3 separate regions of the Mus musculus genome follow, and regions 1 and 2 are each linked to region 3. Evidence: chromatin loops called from intact Hi-C (ENCODE). Cell type or tissue: heart. All regions are shown on one strand.

Region 1 (8,000 bases), 270 kb before region 3:
GCCGTTCTAAGTCATGGAACTTTCTGCTTTCCTGTAGACAGCCCCCTACATTGTAGCCTCCTGAGATTTCTTTCTTGCAATGTTTGACTACACAGTCAAGGGCAGTTAGTGTGTTTTGAAGTGGTTCTATGGTGTACTCCCAGCTGTGTTTGAGTTAGAAGATAGGCAAGGACCCTCTTAGCAATTTCAGAACACAATCACACAGCCTGCCTGGTTTCTCCCCTCCTCAGGGATTCAGGCTCCTCAGCCATAGGCAGTTTGTAGGGAAACCCCGAACAGCTTTGCTGTGAAGATGCTAGTTCCCTGAGCCCCAAGCTAACATGTGGCTCTATGCAGTCACTAGGAACCAATCAGACTCTGGACTATGGAGTCAAACACACACACACATACACACATATACTCCCTTTCCTACCAACCTCCAGACAGGAACTTTGCTGAGGTCCTGACTGGCCTAACTCAGGCAATTACAAACATTTCTAAAAGGTGGTCAGGTTCCTGCTACCACCAATCAGATGGCTCCATATAACCGGGTGTTCTTATCACTTCCTTAATTCCCCGAGGACTGGTCCATTCCTGACATCGGGTCTGATGGTACGGGCTGCAGCCTGCAGAATCTGGATCCAGGCAACTGGCCAGGTGGTACCTTCCACAAGTTCTCCGACCTGCCCAGCCACAGCCAAAGCTCATGTCTGTGGCGGCTCAGAAGGGCAGCCTTATCCAAAGGTACAGCGGATTTTGCTGGCCAGTGAACAATGCACAACACAATGTTACAGGAAAACAGAAACAGAAAACGCCCACTAAGTATAAGCACCAGAGATTGAGTGGAGAGCCAGAAAGGTTGATTCATGTAGGTGCAAAATCGGGGAGTATCCTCCAAAAATCTGATGCAGAGGAAGAAAGGCAACCACTTACAGATGAAGAGGAAGAAAGAACATTTTAGGTATTTGTGATTGTTGGGGCGACCACATTCATCATGAGGGTTTTCTGATGGTTTTCTGATTTTTCAGGTGGTTTCCCATTGAGAGCTGGCAGGAGGAAACCCTCAGAAGGGGCTAGCACCGGAATAGGAGGTTTCCAGAGCGCCCTCTGCTGGAGCCTCTCAGGAGCGCTTCACCCAGGGGGGGCTGCTCCTGTGCAAATGTGTCACAGGTAAGGCTGAATCTAGGCAGGTTGGAGGAAGTTTATTTTTCTTCTACTCTCACGCAATGCCACAAGCTTAGGGGAGAAAAAGAAACGCAGAGCAGAGTGGAAGAGGAACGCAGGAAGGAAATGCAGATATTTTTATATCTGAGGCGTACTAAGCCACTGGGCATCCTTCAGTGAATTGTAGATGCATCCTTTAGATGCTTCTCAAAACTCAATAAGAAAGGGCCAAGTCTTCATGTTTTACATTAGGTAAAATATAATAAGTCAGGAAAAGTTAAGGAGCACACAAGAAACAAACCAACCAACCATTTTCTATATTCACGTGAACATCATGAAACACTCTTTTCAGTGCTTCTTTGAATGTTAGCAAGCCATGGATTTCTTACATATACAGAGATGACAGTGGCCTTACTTGGCCCTACTACTATGAAAAGGTTAGAGGTCAGGAGAGGCTGCTGAGGGAGTCTGGCAGCCAGAGCTTTTCGGGGATGCGTAGCCCACCCCTTTAATGTAACAGATACCACTCAGATGTTGGTCACACCATCCCTTTGAGGAGAGCTTTTTGTGTGCAGAATAAAACAGTGCTGAACCAAGTCCAAAAGAGAAGCCAATGGACTCTCATCCCCTGGTAATGGGCAGAACCAAAGCACTGTATGCTTTGCCTTGTTTGGCAATTTTCCAAACCGCACCTTGGTAGAACTGAGAAGTCCTTAGGAAGAGTCCCCTAGTACATCTGTCCCTTCGGTGTGACTTCTGGGTTGGCCCCTACATCTGTTTTGAGTGCATACGCCCCTCTGCCACACCTTGAGTAATCCAGTTTCGAATAAAGCAGCCATGGCTCGGCTTGATGATGGAGTCTGCCGGCAGCTTACAGTCAGATCTGCTCCGGTTGTGCGTAGCTGGATACCCGCGCATCTCTAAATATCCATCTCCTTTATTCTAACAGAGCGGAGAGAGCAGCTGAAGGCAGTTCTGCCATCCGAGCCAACTGTGCTCCTTACCAAATTCCTCATTGCTCACACCTTGTCTGGGTTTAAATATAATGCTTCATTTATTAACAGGATTCTCAGTCACACACACACACACACACACACACACATACACACATACACACACACACACACACACACACACACACACACACACCTCCCACCCGCCATCACACACAAATCCTAAGTGTGTTCTATTTGACTTTGAGGACTAATCAGTATGCTGACAGGCTAGCAACCCAGCTGTCCCACTGTTTCTCGGAATGGCCTCGCTGAGCTATACTGTAAACAAAGCCACTTCTATTTCCCTAGAAAAGGTGTGTTTGGGTGTGTGTGTGGGTCCTCTGTTTAAGCATCATCTTCATTTCTATGAGTTTCTGGGATGTCAATCTTGGTGGTGTATCTTAGGAGTCACTGGACTAATTTTGTCGTCAGTCCATCTGGAGATGTGGTTTTGTTAGGAAGGACGTGTGATAATAGCAAGAGTGGCAGTCTTGTGTTAATAGTTTGCCTTTGAATTTAGAACTAGAAAACAAGATGCTGATTGCAATAATTTGCGTTTGTGAAAGCAATTTAGTACAATCCTTGCACATGTTCAGGGATCCATATTAAACGCATTTGGAGTTTCAGGGGTGGGCAACATCTTTACTCTTCAAAAGATGGTTGAGTAATGATTGCTTTGGAAAATAGAGACTTCTATTGTAGTGATGCCTTCCATATTTCTCTTCCGTGAGGATTTATCCTGTCATAGTTCTGTCTCTGTGCCTTACACTTGAGTTCATCCCAGAGGTGAACTATCAGTCTCCTGGATCTAAAAGGCCTGGGTGTTGGTTTTAATGCTGACACCACTGTGGTCCACAAGTGCTAATCTCTTGCAGGCTGCAGTGACCTGTGAGCACAATTAGAAATGAGAGGCGCAACAGTAAATGTCAAAATAAAAGCATTCAGAGCTGGAGTGATCTCCCCCAGCCCAGTGAGTGGTTTAAGGCTGCCTTACTATGCTCCTGACAGACGTGGGCGGCAGGCATCACAGCGTGCCCCTTTCTCGGGTGAGCAGTGTGAGTCTGCACTTACCCCTGACGCTGGGCTCTTCCCTCGAATGACTGCACCCTTACCACTGACTTACTCTAGGCTGTGGGCTGTGGGTTCATGCCAACATCTAGCCTTATGGGTTACAGAGTAGCCGTTTAGTTAGGTCGCCACATTCTTTTCCATTCTTTGTCAGGGTGGCTCTGTGTTCTAGGTCTCTCAGGTCTCCAGCTTGGCAATGGCACTTGAGGCATTAAAGAGGTTGACTATGATTGCTGGCAGAAAGTATTCAGGACTGGGGATGAAGAGCTGGTGCAAGGAAAGACAGGCATCACCGCTGTGCTCAGCCAAGGCCACACAACTGTGGAGTCTTGGCTGGTACACCCTCTCACACTCGCCAGACTCTGGGACCCAACTCTAAGTACATGTATGAATTACAATGGACACAGGTGGGCCTCTTACCACCAACCCCCCAAAAGAATCCTTCAGCATAGGTTAGAGATGTGCCCCGGGTGTGACATGCTTCTGTATAGGAGCCACCCAGAAGCAATCTTAGTCACTTCCCTACTACTTCTCCTGTGACCAAGGTTAAGTTCCCAGGCTATTCTCAGCCAGAGACCCACTGATTATCAACTAGCTTCTTGGTAAGGCCTGCTTTTGGCCTTTTCAGAATTCCTCCTTCTTCCTTGAGAGTGAGAAGGGCACGCTAGCGACATGTCTGTGTGGCTGCTATATTCTGGTGTGGCACTCCTGCCTGTCTCCCGTGGTGGTTCCATTGTTGTGGGCAAGGAGGCTTCATGGCTTTGGGCGTGGCTCCAGCTCCGGCTCTGGCTCCGGCTCCGGCTCAGATGCATATATGGGCTTACGAAGCTGTTGCTTGGAAGGGCAGCAGCCAGCGTTTGAGTGGTGAGTGAACATGTACAATGCTCCACTGTCTGAAGAGAAGCCTAAGAGCGATATGGAAAGAGAATAATCACCCCTGCCCTTGTCCACAGTGTCCGACATCCACAACCATGAACTGGGGCCCTTTCCCTTGATCACACCTAAGCAGCGCTGAGTTCCCTGGCTCTTCACTCAGACTTCCTCCCCCACCCCATGATCCATCCGTTCAAGCCCAGTTTTAAGCTCCACTTCTGGTAGGATTGGCTGTTTCCTTTGCCCATCTCCCTACTCCGAGGAGATTTTAACATAGACTTTAATTTCATTGATAACGTTCGCCCTGACTGGACGAGATTATTGAGGGCAGGAAGTAGGGTGTGTCTCCCACAAGCTCAACGGCACTGCCCACAGTAGGCAGGTGCTTCCTGTGGCCTTTGCACATTAGAGCAGGATGAGAGATCAGGACACAGAGTGTGGCATCACTGCTGGTCCACTATGTGCTGGGCACTGGTGCTGCATCGCTGGACTGGTCCCTGGTATGTTAATGACGGACAGGGATACGTTGTTGTACTACACACCTAGCCCCTCAGTCTGGAATGTACACAGTAGCCTCCAGAGTGCTAATCCTGCAAAGGATGCTATGAAGTTGTGTGTTTAAGATCAGTTCTTTCCTGGATAGGTATTTTTCAAGATGTGTGAGTTATGAATGTTTTCTTAAATTAACATGGTGCTTTTAATTCATGAATTTTTCTGTGCCTCGGTTTTTTTCTGAAGGTGGCTCTCCAGAAGCAGAAGATCTCTATCAGCATTAAGCAGCAGAGGGCACTGCAGCTAAGGAGATGAAGCAGCAGAAATAGCTACACATGGAAATAGTGGAGACTCTGTGAACCTCCTCACTGATAGCATACAACAACTATGTTAATGTAGTTGAACTACAGCCTATATATATATATATTTTTTTTTTACCTTATTTAATTTAAAATGAAAGACAAGCTAAAGATTTCATGGAAAAGAGTCAAGGAGCATTTTCTATCTCAGAGGATTTAAATTATTATTGCTTATTATTATTATATTAAATATACTATGTATAATATTATTATAATTATATATAACATTTTAACATAATTTGTTATAGTATATCATAATAATTATTATAAATATATTTTAATTACTATAATTAAAAGTTATAATTGCATATTTATATAAATTTTTGTTTATATAAATGCAAATGTAAATATAAGATATAGCTTATATTATATTAAATAATTAATATATAATTACATTAGTATATATTATTCATATTATATATATGCATATATATTCATTATAATGACCTTGAACTCCTGCTACCTGGGGATCTACCTTTCCAGTTGCTAGAAGCATAGGCTATGCCTCCACAGCTGGTTACATGCAGTGCAAGGGATGAAACCCAGGGTTTCATGTTTTCTGGGCAAGCACTCTATCAACTGAGCTATATCTCAGCAACAGCATAGTCCAACTCTATGACAGGTTCATCATCCCACAAAGAACCCCTGTAGGTTACCATCCATTTTCCATCCTCCTTTTTATACCTTTAAAGTTTTGTCCATTTTGAATATTTCATATAAATAAAGTCATGAAGTATATGCCATCGTTGTGGTTTCTTTAACTTAAGATGACTCCAGTGTTTTCAGGGTTGCAGCATGTATCATTTCTTTATTGCACTGTATGGATACACTATATTTTTGTTTGTCCATATAGATATTTAGTTTTACTTTTGAGCTGCTGTGATCATCAATTGATGCTCATGTTTTGGGGACTGTTTGTATGTGTTTGCCTATGTGCTGTACACGAGAGCACGTTTGTGGAGGCCAAATGTCAACATGGGTGATCCATTTTTACTTAACTTTTATACAGAATGTGAAGGAAGGGTCCACATGTATTGTTTTTTGTGTGGGTGCCTGCCGGATTTGGCATGACCGCCGAAGTGATGATGTGATACAGTTCCCACCCCTGGGGCAGAGACAGCATGATGTGGGTCTCCTTGAGTGCTGATAGGTAATCTAGTCATAAGGCTTGTTTGCATAATAAAGCACATGATTTACTTCATGTTCCTCTTTTTTGAGAATGTTCTCCCTACCAAGGTTAATGGCTCCATAATAATCACAAACAGTGTGATTCCAGGAAGCAAGAATGTTTCTGGGGATCCTCAGCAAAATGATGGTGCTGTGACCTTCAGGACAGCCCTTAAGGCTGTGGGAAATAACTCTGAAAACATGAGTTCAAGAATACATGAATCAGTGTGAGAACTGTTCTTTACAGGATTTAACAACTCTGCAAAATATAAGGATGCAATATGAATTGTATGAGGGTCTTCACAGACCTGAAAGAACAGGAGGCAGCTACACTAATGAGTCAGCTCTGTCAGAAAGATATTAAGAAAAGAGATGATTTGGGCAATAGAGGGGAAAACCTGAATCATAAAAGAGAAAAGGAAGAGTTAAAAAATAAGGCTCAGATAGATGGCTATATAATTAGTGGGAAAATGGTGATCTCATCCATGGAAGCCGTCAACAACTAAATTTGATCCATATACTCTACTCCCTAAAGGAGGTAGTTATATTTGTGATCCAAACAGAGGTTGGGAATGGACAAAGCTTTGGTATCCAGAAAAAAGGTGATGGTTTAATGATATTCCTACTTTCTGGGATCACTTAATACTTTTCCATAATAAGCCTTGGAGTTACTGAGATTAAAAAAGAAATGATCCAAAGATTAAAAGAATATATTGAAGTGGTTAAGAATAATAAAAATGAGCTTCAATGCTGCTTGCATCAGCACAAACAAGAGCTCATAAAATTGCAGTATATATAAATATATATTGCAATATATATACTACTATATGTATATATATATATATATATATATATGCCTTGAAAGTGCTCAGTATTTCAGTTTCTATTTCTAAGAGTTAAGGGTCACAAAATGCTGATTTGTGGAATAGTCAAAAGGGAACCTGAGGTAAATGATTAAACTGATAGGCAATGTCTAAGGAAGTAGCTTATGCAAATAAATGACTGGGCTTTAGTCTGCATGAGAAAGCTATCTCTCAAGCAGATCACAGAGCTGTCAGCTTGCATCCATCACTGACTGCAAGTAATTCTACTGCTGCTCCCAAACACCCCCTTCTTAGGACCCTCTCTCAAGCTGAGGCTGGAACTCAGCAAATGGCCAGTTTCTTTGGTATCATTTGCTCAACAGACTTTTTTTTTTTTTTGTATAGAATAGAATTTATTCAGGGCATGGGGAGTGGAGTTAAGAGGGTAGCAGAGGCAAAGAGGAGGAGAGAGTCTCTCTCTCTCTCTCTCTCTCTCTCTCTCTCTCTCTCTCTCTCCTGGATTTTTTTTTGTTGTTGTTGTTGCAAACATAAAAGTACAGGTCCTGCAGGCTTTTCTGGATTTATTAGTTCAAATACCACTTTCGTGAGTCGGTATACGAGATTGTGCACGTGGGACTTCCTCCTCTCCACATCTAGCGCCATTTGTTCATAACTTCACTAGGACTAGACACACCCAGACGTTCTCACTCACCCTAGCTCTGGGCTTATGCAGACACACTTGTCAGATAGACGACAGGCTTTATCCCTAGTTTCTTGATCATTTTCATTGTGAGTGGTTGTTATATTTTATCAAATCCCTTTTAAAATCTAGAGTCATTAGATTTTTGTCTTTAATTCTCAGTGATATGACATTGATCAATTTCTCAGTGTTACACTAATCTTGTGGGTTTTTTAATTTTTGTGTCTTTCTTTGAATGGATATGCAATGTCCACAATTTCTTGCAGTTTCTGTGTTTCTGCTATCAGAGTAATAGTGGATTCATTAGGATAAATCCAAATCATTTGTTCTCTTCTGTTTTGTGAAGTTTAAGAAAGGCTGGAATTCCTTTTACTTTATGTATCAGGTAGAATCCACCAGT
Region 2 (8,000 bases), 93 kb before region 3:
TTTCAGAGGAAAGCCAAGGCTCTATCGGGGTCATTCGTGTGATATTTCGAATTAAGGCTCTGTGGTTGCTGGTGGGGCTAAAATAATAAGCTGTGATTAACAAGAGACCAGCCCGACTAAGGGGGAAACCTTTGCCTTACTGGGACAATTGATGTCACACTCTCACATGGTACTGATTTTGAGGGCACGAGGGGATGGATCTCAGGGATTGCCTAATTGGCAGTGTATTGTGGGGCAGGGTCTGTCTCTGTGGAGAGAGGCCACTCATGAAAGTGCAGCCTACACTGCATTAGGAACCCCAAGATTGAAGGGGGTCATGGAGAGAAACTGAGGCTTGGCAGGCACCATGCGGCAGGATCGGAGCACCTAAAGAGAGTCCAAGAGGTCACTGGTGAAGGTGGTAGCCTCAGTTGCTATGGAGACCTGGGGAGATGCAAAGATCATACAAAGACAGCAGCAGGAGGTATGGAGTGAAGCCCGCCTGAGGCTACAGGACAAGCCACATGAAAGAGCTGGAAAAGTGATGCTGCCCAGACCCGTGGGAGCTCAGAAGACTCTGATGAGTCCAAGACCTGGGGATTATAGGCTTTGATTTACACAGCGAGTGTTGGCTTTGCATTGATTTGATGGTGACTATGTCCTAGCTCTTCCCATTCAAATGAGAAGAAAGTACCTGATCTTAATTTAGAGATGACAGAGGGGAGACTCTAGACTTTTAAAGGGATGTTGGCTACTTTAAGGAGAATTTGAAACTTTAAAGCATTTGAATTTTTTATAGACTGTGAGACTTATAAAGTTACAATGTGGTTTATATTAAGATATTAACATGAGACATTGGGGGTAAATAAAAAAAGGAAAGACTATGGTTTAGTAGTGATGTTTTTGTGTGTCACGCTGACAAGGGGTCAATAATGCATGATTTTTGTCAACCAGACACAAGCCAGAGTCATTTGGGAAGAGAGACCCTCAATTCAGGAACTACCTTTGTAAGAATGGCCAGTAGGCAAGTCTGTGGAGTGTTTTCTGGATTAATGATGGACATGGGAGAGCCCAGTCTACTTTGTGCCAGATCACCCTTGGACAAGTTGGTCCTGGGTTATATAAGAAAGCAAATTGAGCAAGTCGTGGAGAGCAAGCCAGTAACCAGTGTTCCTCTGTGAATTCTGCTTCGGTTCCTGCCTTAGCTTCTATCAAATATAGACACGACAAAGCTGAAACAAACCTCTCCAAGACATCTGTGGTTAATGGTTTATCACAGAGACCAAACTAAAATAATGTAGCATGAAGCTGTTCTAAGTTAAAATACACTCAAGCAAGCAAAAAGTGCTTTGCCAAGTTTCATGTATACCCACTTGCAGAATTAAAATGTGAAGTTGGGGCTGGAGGCATGGCCCAGCCGTTAGGACCACATGATGCTCATGCAGAGAATCTGGAGTTAGTACCCAGCTCACTCATGGTGGCTCATAACCACCTGTCCCAGTTCCAGAGCATCTGACACTCTCTGAACTCCACAGGCACCAGGCATGCACATGGTACATATACATACATGCAGGCAAAACACTCAAACACATACAATAAAAATAAAAAAAAAATAAGTAAGGGATTTTTAAAATGTAATGGACCTTGTTTTCTAAAGGTGTTCTCAAAAGTTTCTCAATAAAGCAAATTACATTAATGTACATATCTTTCTTCTCGGAACAAGCGACAATCAACAATTGACTTCTGATCAAAAGTTCATTTTAAATACGTCACAAAGACACATAGTAACCTGTTATTGCAAATCAGATCTAAAAATGCCTATACTGCAAGTCTGTTGGGTGTTTGTTGTTGTTGTTTGGTTTTGTTTGTTTGTTTAACAAGAATTGAAGCAAAGGCAGAATCAGGCTCAGGAACTGGGCAGGGAAAGCATGTAGCATGCAGACATCCCAGGCCTTGAAATCAGGCAGCTGAAGCTCAAAATCCAGATGGCCCTTTGCAACCCAACTTCCACACAGAAAATGCCACGAGACACAGAAGCCACTCCTCGGCACTGCTGTGACAGTTCACAAGGGGCTGGGAAGCAGCTCAGTGCACACACAAGCAAATCAGAAGCTACTAGAAAGGAGGTATTTGAGAGGAGGAGGCCAACAACAGAACTTGAAGTACAGTTGATCCATCCTCCTCTTTAAACTACTAGGCAAGGTTAGAGTACCTGCCATCACCATCACTATCACCACCACCACCACCATACCATCACCAACATCACCACCACCACCACCACCACCACCACCACCACCATCACCACCACCACCACCATTACCACCACCACCACCACCACCACCACCACCACCACCATCACCACCATCACTACCACCACCACCATCACCACCATGACCATCACCAACATCACCATCACCACCATCACCACCACCACCAACACCATCACCACCATCATCATCACCATTGCATCATCATTACCATCATCACTACCAACCACACTTCTCTGACTTTAGCACCATTAAATGAGAATGCCTTCATTCACCTTTCTGTTGTTGAAACAAAACACCTGGACAAAAGCAACTTTCGCTTCAGTTAGGCTAAGCTAGATGACCCCACAGGCACACCCAGAGGCTGGCCTCCCAGGTGACTCTAGATCCCAAGCTGAGGGCTCAGACAAACCATCACAGAGCACAGGGCACTATAAGTTGCTTGTTCCTGGCTCTTTACAGCAAAACACACAAGAAACAAAATTACAACTCTGTCACGGTACAATTTCAAGAAGAACACATAAAGTTAAAAGCTTTTATTTCTTAACATTTTAAAAATTCCTTTGACTCGGAGAGGTTTAATTCGCATCCTCTGAGGAGGTCTCCCCGAAGAGTCCCACAGACACTTTGATTTTTCTTAGGCAGTACTTCCTGGGCACCTACGCAGGTGCAGGCGTCTAAACTCAGTTCTCACATAAACACTCACTGCACACATAAAGGACACAGCCACAGAGCTCATCCACTGTGTTCACAGAGACAAAGCCAGGAGCTTCCTGAACCCGATTCCTGCCCTTCTTGGTCTTCTTTGTCCTACCAACTGCTGTGGCACTAAAGGGGGAATTTAAACTGCAAATTAAAGCTTAAAGCCTTCCTGAGAGGTTTAGGCAGGGTTGGGGGGGGGGGTGCTCGGGAGGAGTCACACTGTGCACAGAGTTGTCACTGTTTATAAAGTTGGGGACTTTACCTTAAAAAACAGATGTTGGAACGGGAAGCCACTGGGAGTGGCAACGTGCCCTTCTCCACGTAGCTCTTCCTCCCTGTGACTGAGCAAAGGGTTCAAGGAATGAAACCTACCTGCTAATCAAGCACTGAATATCCGGAAGTGAGAGAAACGAGCAGACACAAGACAGAGCCAGGGGCCCTAGTGTCCTTCTCCACGTAGCTCTTCCTCCCTGTGACTGAGCAAAGGGCCCAAGGAATGAAACCTACCTGCTAATCATGCTCTGAATACGTGGAAGTGAGAGAAGCCAGCAAACACAAGACAGAGCCAGGGGCCTCGGGCTAAGAACTTTCAAGACACCTTCTCATGTGGACAAGATCCCATTTCAACAACTGAGGCCACAGAGCGGGAGAGCCTGAGAGACCACCAGAATTACAGGAACTTCTGGCAGGTATATGCTGGGCCCAGAGGCACATCTGAGAACTCAGCTAAAATGTTCTAGAACACAGGAGATGTGGCAGCTCCAGAAAATGTGGCTTCCTGTATGGAACAGAATTTAGCACGTGATTCCTTACACAGACCTACATTCTGGTCTCCTTGTCACACAAGCATGACACCTTCGGAACCTGAGGTGGGGTAAGGCCATGCTAAATGACCAAAAGCTGAGGAGAGAGCCAACACAGGGCAAAGAATCTTGAGTTCTCCAGCAGCTTAGCCAGTTAGAGCTGTCTTAATCAGGTTCTTTTTCTGCCAATGGCCTCAGTACCTTCATTTGCATAGTGTCGAGCATCAGGGTGGCCTGGAGGGGGGTATTGGTTCCTTTCCTGGAAATTACTCTTATCCATAAACGTCCTTATCCAGAACAACCCATTTTCCATCTGGATTTCCTGAGGAAGTGGCTGTGAACGCCCATCGCACACCCACGTGTACACATACAAACGACAATCTCAGACCGTCATCTCCTGCCTCTCTCTTCAGCACAATGCAACACTGTTGGCCAAAGCATATGATCGCCATCCCCAGATCTGGCAAGACATCATAGTACAAGGTCCCTGGAGAACGCCATCCGGAGCCAAACCTTCCACAACCCATCCTTTTCTCACCACATACACTGACAAGTACAGAAAGTTTCAACATTCTTTGTAATTGCATGGTATGGTTGAGTGTGATAGAGCTGGCTAAGGTACTCTGGGTCCCCGAACACGCTGTGAGCCCGCTGTCAACAGGCTGTGAGCATGCTGTGACAAACTATCCTATGGCTTTCTCCTCAGATGCAGACAGTGAGCTTTTCCCCCAAGGTCCCCTGGTGTACAACTCAGGGCCACTCTTGATTGGTTTTGTGTTAAGTTTTCTCACAGATCAAAACAATTCCATTCTGTAGGGAAGGAAGCTCTTTGAACAGGAAGGTAAAGAGCTCAAAAGAGCTATAGGAAGTCCCTGAAACTGACCAGACTCACTAGGTCCTCCCTTGACACAGAATAAGGAGAGAAAAAAAAAAAGCTGAGAGTCCTATCAGAAGCCAAGCTACAAAAAGACACTCAGACCAGCTGCTGTAAAGACACAAAAAACCAGACACATTGCCTGGAAGAATTTTAGACAAGAGGCACCTAAAAAAGATGCCCTCTAACCTGTTGAGGGGCCTGCAGGCTGTGCAGTGTGCTCCACGTTCCTAGGTCTGTGAGCTGCCACCCATGCTTTGCTAATGCATATCCTGGAAGCACCCCTCACCCACACACTTGTAGATAATGCCAATAGAACTCACTGGGTCACCCAATTGGACTTTGGTTGTAACTCTGCTTTGGTCTGTCACGGGCATGTGTTCCATCTTTCCAGGAAAAGTTCTGTCACATAACCTAATTGTCCCCTGCACAGGGGCATGACGGAATCAAAGAGGAGTTGGGGGAGGCTATGGGTAGCAAGGCCTGCAACTCAGCTGAGAAGCCTGGGGGTGAGGAGGCATCCGAGGAGGAAATTCTGGTAAGAGTTATCCTTTCCAATTTGGTATGTGTTGGTGTGCCTTTGTGCTATAATAGCAGTTGCATGGTTCTTGCTGTGGGTACTGAGACGGGCAACTTAAGCTGAATCACCAGGATAAGGAGTGTCTGTAGGAGGAATCCCAGGATGGCAGTTTTCATCCATAAGGTACCTGGTGGCAGGCCTGCCTGATGACTGGGATCTACCACATGAATGCAGAGATGCCTCGAAAACAGTTCCAGGTTTACAGGAAGTTTTGTCATCTTGACATGAATGCACAAGGGCCGAGGCAATTGGCACTCAGTGGTGGGGGTTGCCCGGCCTCTGTTGTGTATAGTTAGGAATGCATCTGAGGCCAAGATGGTGGCCAAGTGGGAGCTTGTTTCTGTAAAGAAGCAACTGCAACAAGAGAGGGTGATGCGGTAGTGTCCTCTGTGTTAGTCTCTTGACTTGGCAACTAAAATAAATAAACAGGGATAAGCGAGAGATGGTAAACATGGTAGGAAATAGTCCAACTGTTAAAAATAAAAAGAGGAAAAAAGTGTGGTATCAAACATATACACGGGGGCCTTAAAAATGGTCCCATACAAGAATCTACAACAGCAAGGAACTGGGAAATACTGCGCAAACCATCAGTAACAGAGCCTGTCCCAGGCTGTCTCGTGCAGCTGTGGCACACCAGAGTGGATAGGATCAGACTGGTGGCCATGGAAGCAGGAAAGCTGGGTAATATAACGTGAGGGAAGTCAGTACTTGATGGAGACTGGCTAGTTAAAGCCATTAGAAACACCTCCTATCTTCTTCTGAGATCCCCACCAATTGCAGGAGTTAGAGGACCACACAGGAGAGGCAGACGCTCTTGAGGGAACTAGAATAAGAGGAGCTGTGTTTGAACCCCAGCTCACGGGGTCTGACAGAAGTGTGTGCACAGGGGAGTTAAAGACAAGGTTGATGGAGGTGGTGTGGGGCTTCTGGTTGGTGGGACTTTATACGTCAGGAAAGGTTTTCTCAGCTCCCAGTGACTCAGACCACCATGTAAATGATATCTACAAAGTAAAAGAAAAAGCAAGAGGAGTTGTTAAAAAGGAAAGGTAAGGCAAGGGGAGTGGTCTGCCTGGATTATTCCAGGACAAACGTGGCAGGATTTGCGCTCAGATACAGGGTTTTTAAAATGACCAAAACAAAACAAACAAACAAACAAACAAACAAACAAAAAAAAACGCATGCTAAGAGGCCTCTGGGTGGCTTGAAAGCCTGGAGAACCGTTCATGTGCAATAGAACAATACAGGCGAAGATGATTACACCTGTCCCAGGGGTGGGAAACTATACCCCAGACTAAGGAGGGTGCAGTTTCCTCCAGCAAAAGGCTCTGCTCGGGGTGGAGGCAGTAGGTAGGAACTCCCCCAACAGCCATATATAGTGGATGGAGGGGTAACAGCTACGGCCACCCAGAGCCTTTCTGATTCAGGAAGCCAGCAGGTGCAGCAGAGGGAGAGAGCAGGGCTTATTCTCCTTGGCTCTGAGGAAGTCTGAACAGATTAAATGGGGCCCACTGCGTTCATAAAGGGTGGAGAAATGTAAGGAGACTCCATGGAAGAGCAGCTCCAGGATATGTAAACGTAATGGCTCAGAGAGAATGACTGAAGGCTACAGGGAGCTAATTAAATTAGTACCTTCCTAGCCATGCTTCCACAGAGGAAGTAACTGACACGAACGGATGGAACCTCCCCGTGCTGTGTTAGACCTTGCTTACGTTTGACTTTAGCATCGTCGTTGTGCACCGCCTTTGCGGAGAACAGATGATCACAGGCTTTCAGAGTTGCCTCTCCGAGGTTATCTCTTCCCACTGTGTATTACAGGAGGGTGGTTTAGGATGCCATCATATCCTGCCCATGCTCGGGAAAAGGTTGTTATAGAAGTAACATGATGCTAACCTCCAAGTGGTGTGCAGATTTGGAAGGCCATTGGAGAGGCAAGCGTGCACAGTCTCCACTGCTTACCTTGTATCCCTACTGGGGCTGGAGTAGCTGAAAGGAAAAGAAATCTAAAAGGCATCTTACACAGGTGAAAAGGGACACCAGCAGAGGCCATAAGGATACTGAATGAAAACTCCACTGCCAGGGGTGGACTCCCTCCTATGAGTTGTTGGCCAGGGAAGCCCCTGAGACTCTGGAAACCATAAAAGTTGTTGTTGCTGCTGTTGGTTGTACACCAGTACAAGTAGACAGTAGAGCCTATTGCTGAAGACACCGCATATGAATGCTTTGACTACAGGACAGGGAGATGTTAAGGTGGGACTGGGATGGAAAGTCCCACCCTGTTGTCTGACTTTCATAATGGCTGGAGATTCTCTGGAGAACAAGAGACTCCTCACGGCACCCTGATCCTGTGGCACAATGACCAAGTTCTTGGATGCAGGTGGATAATGACACCCAGGGTCCCACCAAGGCTGGGGGATAATTGTAGAAGAAAGGATAAAAAGAATGTAAGAAAGGGTGTTCTATAACAGCTTCCTATGAGATCGCAACATCCCATCCTTCAGGAAGCAAACAGTTCAAAATAGCTTCAGGAAGTTCCTGAAACTTACAAGATCCACTAGCACCAACCCCACCACCCAACTGACCCCACCCCCACCCCCCAACCCCTCTGCCCTTCCACCCTCCACCCCTGTCAGAGTGAGCAATAAAAGTTGAGTGTACCTGTCAGAGAAGTAAAGCCAAGCTACAAAGACTGTGAGACCAGATCAGAAGCCGGAGAGAGGTTTGGAATAGAGTCACTTGGAAGTGACATGCTCCTCTCTGTTGTGCTACCTGCAGGCTGCGCGGTGCATTCTGGACTT
Region 3 (8,000 bases):
AACACGCCAGTGAGCTGTGAAGAACCAGTAGCTTGCATTTGGCTGGCGCGAGTGCGGTGTGATTTGGTTGTCACAGGGAACAACTGATGTCTCCTCAGATGATTGAGCCCAGAATTCTGGTGTGGTCCAGCCATCCCAGGTGCTTTCCTGGGACTCAGTAGCCCAAGCTTGTACACATATGCTCACAGCAGCACTATTGGCAAACCGCCACTCGGGGATTTGTCCGTGCACTGATGAATGGATCAAGGAAAATGACACACAACGGAGTAACAGGCAGCCCGGAGAAGTTAGAAAACAGGAGGAAGAACATATTCCATCTAGGAAAGTCACAACATAATCACATGAGAGGACCAAGGCGCTGGACGAGGAAGGGGACACCAAGCACCTCAATGTGGCGGCTCAGCAATGCTCGGTTGCCACCACTTCTGAATCTACCTGTGAGTCTCATTCATTTGGAGACCTCTGATGCAGCAACTGAGCTGTGATGCTCCCCCGGAAGAATATGCTCACAAGAGGAAGAAAGATGACAGATATCTAGAAAATTCCGGGGGCAGGCCTACTAGGTAGTAAAATACATTTCAAAATGACTAAACTTAGAAACTTTGGGCCCCAAATGTAGAAATCAGAATTTACCAAGTACAAAGACTGATATTTACAAATGTTAAGGGGAAAGATTGGACTGATCGACTGCATAGGGTGAGCTCGTGGGAAGCAACATGTGCTGAAAACAGGGAACACGTGGGTTTGAGGCAAAAGTGACAAACTCAAAGAGCAGACTCAACAAAATACAAGTAAATATTTATCAAAACGGAGTATGGAAAAATGTGACTCCAAAGACAGAAATGAACAGAAAATCATTGCTACATTCAAAAATTTAGAACGAAAATTCTGCTTAAGAAAATTGAAAATGTGTGCAAAATGGAGCTATGAGAAACTCTCTGTATTATATACATTAACTTGTCATGTTTACTTGAATTGTCAAAATCTATTACAATTTTTCTATTTTGTTAATGGCATGATTCAAAAATATGCTCTTTTTGATTCCATTTGACTGGCGATATGGAACATTGGGTGTTATTTCTACTATTTTCTTTTAATAATTAATATCTTCACTTATTAAATATATTTATTTAAAAAAACAAAATTGGAGTCAAAAAATGGAGAAAGCTTTAGTATATATAATGACAATAGTTAATATCTTATGTGACTCAAACATGTCCTCCAGTTCTGACTGGAGCTTCAGTCTCTGGTCATGTGCCAGCCATATTTGAAGTGGGCCTGCCATGGCAACTATGGTGAAGTTGGAGGTGAGGAGAGGACTCCACGATGGTATTGGACTCTGTGGGAAGAAGACCCTGAGACCTGCACTCACCGAGTGTTCGCCGCTGTCTGCCAGGCCGAGATGCAGCAGAAAGGCCTGCTGCCCACCAGACAGTGAGGAGAGGCTCACACTGCTCTCTTGAGCTTCTCTCAGCTTCCAAAACCATAAGCCAAAGAAACTATTCTTTCTAAATTGCTTGGTCTCATAGTTTGTTGTACCAACAGAAAACAGAATAAGACAATATCCAAAATGCATAAAGAGCATTTTAAACCAATAGTAACATAATGATATCAATACAAAAAGATAAAACAAATTCATGAACAGAAAACTATTACAAGAACAATGTTGAGGTTTAAAGTGAAACATCACACTATACAGGGTTATAGGTCTGGTTCTTGGTGGTGCCTTGGGAGGTCATGAAATCTTTTGAATGCAAGGCACAGCTGATAGGTCTAGGCTTCCAGAAGTAGGCTCTAAAGATTAGACCTGCCACCATTTCCAGCCCGGGGTCTCTGCTTCCTGATCCTTCAGATTTGAACAAGCCATAACCCCAGCTGCTGCCGCCATGTACATAGCTGGCCAGATGTCACGCCCCGCTTTCATAAGGGACAGGTGTCCCCTGCATTGCACTGAGCCCGATAAAACTATCCAAAACTAATACAGGAAGAAACTTACCAATAACTCTCTTAGTGGTTAAAAATATAAACTATGATGGTTGATATCAAATTAAAATGCATCAAAAGTTATAAAACTCTGGGAGAATTCAGGAAAATGGGCACTTGTCACCCCAATTTGGTAGAACTTTTCTAGGTGGGGCCTTGGCAACAGGTATTAAAGTCTGTTTGTTCCTGGGTGTCAATATAGAGATTTCATATTTGAAAATTTGTCTGAAGAAAATGAAGTATACAGGCGAAAGTTGTGTGGGTGTTTGTGATTTGAACAAATACAGATTGAAGAAATGTAATTCTGTGGTCACAGAACGGGATAGCATCCCGTAGCCATTGAACAGTGGTACTGCAGTGCATTTCCCAAAGCAGGGCATGGTAGCACAGGCCTGTAGAAGCAGAGGCAATCTGGAAGCAGAGGATGGTGATCTCTGTGAGTTCCAAGCCAGCCTGGTGTTCGCAGCAAGGCTATAAGTGAGACCCTGGAAAGAAAGAAAAGAAAGAGAGAGAGAGAGAGAGAGAGAGAGAGAGAGAGAGAGAGAGAGAGAAGGGAGGGAGGGAGGGAGGGAGGGAGGAAGGAAGGAAGGAAGGAAGGAAAGAAAAGAGAGAGGGGGAAATAGTTTTTATTTATTCAGAGGAAAATGATATAGGAATAAAAAGTGATGTGCATGCTACCAAATTTGTAAAGATCATACTTCGCAACATGAAACAAAACAAAACAAAAAAACAAAAACAAAAACAAAAAAAGCTCTGTTTTCCTTTGGGCATCTGGGATTTTAAGAACTCCCTCCTGGCCTCACCTGACCTCCACCCCCGTGCCCCCCACCCCCAGCTTCCTCTGGTCCTTGTGTTTCCTGACAAGTCTTTGTTTTTGTTTTGTTCTAAGAAAGGGTCTAATTTTATAATCCCACTGGCTTTAAATTTCTGACTATTCTTTAATAAATAAAACATGCTTTGGAAGCCAGAAGGGTGCTTTCAACTTACAAACAAAAGATGTATGCATCTCCATTGCACATTCAACCAATTAGTATGTTCTATGACAGAAGGAAGAGAACATTGAAATGAGAGAGACTATATTTCAGAAGGTGAAGATGACTCCTGAGTGAGAGAGAGAGAGAGAGAGAGAGAGAGAGAGAGAGAGAGAGAGAGGTGTGAGCATCTTTTCTGTCCTGTGATAAACAGAAGTCTAAGCTAACAGCAACAAGCTATAACACCAACCAGCCTGATCAAAGGAGAGTTTACGCCCAGCCCAGCCCAGCCCAGCCCAGCCCAGCCCAGCCCAGCCCAGCCCAGCCCAGCCGCCCCCGGCCCCAGGCCACCAAAGCAGCCAGTGCAGAAGAAGCCTGAGACCAGGAGCTGCCCCATGGGAGCTTTCTGAATCCTGGGGCACAGGACAGCCACGTGGGCTGACTCAGTAGTCTCAGACCATGTCCCTGATGCACATGGGATACAGTGACAGAGAAGTCCCCACCATACAATGAACATTAGTGCATCCTATGCCTGGGGCAGTCTAGTGCCAGGCTGCAGACAGCCATTCTGCCAAGATAAATACCTTTGGCCGCCAGCATCCAAGGCCAGGAAGAGAAGTTGGGATGCTAGTTACTGAGTGTCTCAGAGTGTAGTCCGTCCCTTCCACACACTCAAGCCCGCTCTCCAGTGTGTGCAGAAGGCTCAGCTTAAGTTCTGGGGCAGGCTGGAGAAAGGATGGACACTCTGAGCCATCCCCCGAGGTTACGGCCCTCACTACCTAGGCTTTCTCTAGGCGTCAGGATGGGTTGGGGACTGAAGGCCTATCTGCCAATGTCTGTGTCTCCAGAGATCACAACGTCACAAGCACATCGGACAGCTGGGTCGTCTGGCTTTGCTGGCCAGCCTTCCCTTTCACACTTGGTGGTCTCTACTCAAGCTGTGTGTTCTCATTTTCTGTAATAACCAGGCATGAATAGATTGCAAGCGGCAACACTGTAAAGATTGGTTCAATATTCCTTGCCAGTGGGAAACAAAGTTGTTTTATTTTATTTTATTTTTTTATTTTAATGCATTTTGAGTTAAGAATAGCTTTGTACAGAGCATCCAGGTGGTTAAAACTCTAGTCTCTGGCACCAAGCACCTCACTCCTTTCCATCCATGGCAGAACCCTAGGGCTGATGGGGACAAGCCTGGCCTCCTTCAGTCTCAGGCCAGAGGCTGACACAATGGAGCTGTCAGAGCTGTCCTCCCTGCTGTGCCCAGCCAATTTGCTTGAATTTGAAGCAGAAACCTTTGCTCCCTGAATGTGTCCTCCGGCCTTCTCTGCTTGTCTGCGGCTGGGGCTTTGGGTAGAGCAGGGGCTGGGGGTGCCTGTTTAATTCCTCCTTGGATAGAGCAGCTGATTGGTGCCTGCCTGGCTTCTGGAGCAAATGAAGCATCGCGTCATTATTATTGCTTGCTTACTTAATTGAAAATTGACCAGATGTCAATTGTGATGAACAAACACTTTTTCTTCCGAGGCGAGGGATTAAGACACATTTCCTTTTCCACCTGGCACCAAACCCACGCTGTATTTCACACTGAAAGACCCTTTCTGATAAAGAAGAAAGAAGCAAAGAAAGGCGAGGGAACCATTTTGACTAAAAAGCCTGTAATAATGGAAGAAAACCGATTTTCAGAGGCATTGTCCTGGACATCTTTGTTGGCTTGAGCTGGGCAGCTTTGTTGGCTTACGGCGCCACCTAACGGGGATGAGGTAGATTACACAGCGTTGTTGCATCCTCCCGGGCTGCCTCCTGCGGGATGAGTGAGATACCAGCCTCAAGTTGTAGGATGCTAACCTGGTGCTGAAGGGTCACCCACTCTCAAAGGCAGACTCCTCCGCTAAATGGAATTTCTAATGCTTTACTTTTAAACATCCGCTGTGTGTGTGTGTGTGTGTGTGTGTGTGTGTGTGTGTAGGACAACTCGTGGATGTTAGAAGACGCCTTGTTAGAGTTGGTTCTCCCCTTCCCCCACTTGGGTCCCAGAGATCAGGTCACTTGACTTGAGGCAAGCATGGTCACCCTGTGAACCATCGTGACTGTCATGTATTTTTTTATTTGATTTTTTTTTAAAGGTAGGATCTTAGTAACCCAGGCTGACTTTGAAATCCTTGTATAGCTGAAACTGACCTTGAACTTCTGACCCTTCTGCCTCCAGGACTGGGACCACATAGGTGTGCTCCACCACACTCTTCTGTACAAGGTGCTGGGGTGGAACCCAGAGCTTCCGGTGTGTATTGTGCAAGCAGCCTGCCAGCTGAGACACACGCCTTCCTTGTGTGTTGCTGAGAGGGAGGAGGAAGAGAGAATCTGAAAGGGGGTTGGGTGTCAAGAATTACTGATGTAGCAGTAAGAAGCGCTAAAATGCTTCCTCTACTTTATCCCACCATTTGGGACACTCCTGGGCCGGCAAGCGTGCTTCTGGATGCTTTGGAAAGCCACAGCAGGGAAGGTGGGGTCTCCTTAAAGCTGGAGAGATGATGTGGAACTGTGGGGACCGTGGTGGAACAGACAACACATCTTCTTTCAGGGTGTCGTCCTTCAGCTGCCAATTGCCAGCAAATGTGGTCTCATCGTCCTGTTTGCCAAAGCCAAGGGTGTGTATAAGACCCAGGAGCGAGAGGGTGTGGCCTTTGGAGATCTCTGCCGTGGGCTGTCAGTTTGGGAGAGCAGCATGGTATCCCAGTCACCAAGTAGTAGAGGTACTGGGGACTGGAGGAAGCAAAGCAGCAGGAGCCCTGTGACTGGGCACTCAACATGGAAGCCAGGGAGATGGCAAGCTCTCAAATTAGCAAGGGACATCTGAGAGATTTAGACTTCCTGCAAAGGGTAGTCCAATTCTAGAACGATTCTCCAGGATCTAGAAGATGTAGGTCTGTGCACAGCTCACTGTGACTCAGCTACCAATGTCAGTGGTAGGACTGTACCACTAGTGTGTTTGTTCAAGACGGTGCCTCCAAGGTCCTGCTGGCTGCAGATATCCCTGCCTCCAGGTCCTCAGAATCTAGCTTCAAGACTGTGTCCTCTACCAGCAAATCATCTTTCCAGGACAGGTGTTCTTTCTTGTCAAGAGAAGGGAATGTTGTCAAGATTACCCAGAGCTCTGAGAGCAGCTGGAACAACACTTTAAAAAGGGGTTCATGACAACACCTGGGTTAGATATGCAGGCCACTCAAGTGCCAGGAATGGCTTTCCTGCCCTGGACTCCCTTTGCAAACTCTATATATTTTGTAAACTCTGTACACTTTATAAAGTTTGTAAACCTCAACTCAGAAAATGGTCCTGGCTGAGACTGAGGCTCTCCAGCAGCCAGGCCCCTCCCCCAGAACCCCACTAACTGTCATAACTGTCAGAAGGGTCATCTCCAGCATGTCAACAGGCCCCACCCACGTTATGCTAATTCTAGGTGAAAAGCCTGAATAAAAGCCACCAATTCCTGAATAGGAAAATCCACCAAACCCTGAACTTCCCACAGAAACTCACCTATCCCTGGACATCAAAACCCACCAATCCCTGAACAGGTAAACTCACCAATCCCTGAGCTCCCTCAGGCTCAGAAATTGAGATGCCAGCCATCCTCACTCTGGAAATCTTACTCTAGAAAGGTCCATGCCCTAAGAACACCTATACAAGCACTGGACTTTGTCCAATTAGCAAGTGCTCTCTGCACTCTCCTGAAACCATAGGCACTAATATTCCAGGATGCATTCTTCCATACTGTGGACACACCAATGAATGCCTTTCATGAGCTCTGCTGTCATGTTCTTCTCTCATTGGAAGAAGACAAGAAGCAATGAAGACAAGAAAGGAAGAGAAGGAGTAGGCTTGAGGCTCCTGAGCTCAGCTGGGGACATCCTTCCCTGGAGCTGGGAAGCCTCCAATGAGGAAGGAGACTTCCTCTCAAAGATGTGTGGTTCCTGGGCCCCCGTGTCTCCAGAAACCCTTCCCTTGGGACACTGTCACACCTCAGAGCTGGATGGTTCCTGAGTTCCAAGGCCCTGAACACCTTCTCATCCAAGCACAAAGGCCAACAACCAGGGCCACTGGCCCTACAAGATCCAGATATCATCTGGTAAAGTCTGAGAACCAACTCCCAGAGATGGGTCATGCAGAAGTTAATCCTGAAGCTCCATCTTCCTCAACACTGGCAGATAAAAGCCACCCAGGAGCCTCCACAGGAGCGCCTGTCTCATCAATGGGTCCAGCCATATTCCAGATTTGGAAGGACCTTTGCAAGGATCTGACAAACATTGCAGGAAGATCTCTGAGAGATCTGTACAGGATCCCAGAGGGTTCCCTGGGCAAAGATCTAGAGGCTGTCTCCGAGACACGGGTGGACAGTTGCTATGTCAGACAGCCAAGAAGTGACTCACCAAGTCCCCAGCTAGTCTCCCCAGGAAAACAGCAGCTAGAGGGTATACTGAAAACCACTCAAGCAGCAAGTGGAGCCATTACAATGCCATTAAGGTGCCTGTGGGCACTTGTCAAGGAATTGCTGTGGACCACACAGTGGTCCTGCCTGAAAACTCAGAGACAAGTTCTGAAAACCCAGAGACAAATATGGAAGCTCAGAAGCAGTGATCCTTGAATGATGGGGCCACCTGCAAGAATATTTCCCAATGGGCCTTCATTCCTACAAGAAGATGCCTTTTGGGTGAGGCAAAAAGATGGAGCTTGCTTCTCAGAGACCTCAAAATCCTACATCTTTCCAACACAAACAGGTCTGTAGCTTTGCCATTTCCCACAGCCTCTGACTCCCTCTCCGACCTGCTGGGATTCTAGAGATGATTTCCTGGGAGAGCTTTTTCAGAAAAGTTCAGAAGAGGAAGTGAGGACAAAAATGGCTTCTAGTATATGCAGACTGCTCCCTCTACCCGCCAGCTCAAATTCCTGAGAGGGAGTCCATCTAATGACAACAATTGGCCATCTGAGGCACCCAAAGTGTTTAGAAGGACAATGTGACTTCCCTATGCACCACACACTGCATTGTGGGCAGAGACT

Evidence for each region. Peaks named below come from ENCODE experiments on the same cell type or tissue, not always from the same donor. Only the 100,000 strongest peaks of a DNase experiment are listed, where the experiment ranks them.
Region 1: a loop joins it to region 3, with 6 times the contacts of the local background. A loop is called at or near these places in 39 of 42 quality-filtered maps.
Region 2: a loop joins it to region 3, with 5 times the contacts of the local background. A loop is called at or near these places in 3 of 42 quality-filtered maps.

The regions. Positions count from the first base shown.
Region 1 is chr17:49,964,150-49,972,149 of GRCm38, forward strand. No RefSeq gene overlaps it. Among named protein-coding and RNA genes, the nearest start is that of Gm52302, 66 kb to the right of the region's middle. In heart, CTCF peaks have their summits at 1,094 (motif pointing left) and 4,859 (motif pointing right); DNase peaks (open chromatin) are centred at 4,422 and 4,852.
Region 2 is chr17:50,139,439-50,147,438 of GRCm38, forward strand. The region is part of intron 2 of Rftn1 (raftlin lipid raft linker 1); the gene reads right to left. Among named protein-coding and RNA genes, the nearest start is that of Rftn1, 47 kb to the right of the region's middle. In heart, no CTCF peak of the experiment used is centred here; DNase peaks (open chromatin) are centred at 3,343 and 4,123.
Region 3 is chr17:50,232,811-50,240,810 of GRCm38, forward strand. Gm41597 (a long non-coding RNA gene) reads right to left here and starts at 3,965. Exons shown (of 2, transcript XR_876869.1): 1 at 3,539-3,965; 2 at 1,572-2,468. AY702103 (cDNA sequence AY702103) reads left to right here and starts at 6,398. Exons shown (of 2, transcript NR_131975.1): 1 at 6,398-8,000. In heart, a CTCF peak has its summit at 4,707; a DNase peak (open chromatin) is centred at 4,701; H3K27me3 peaks cover 1,470 bases.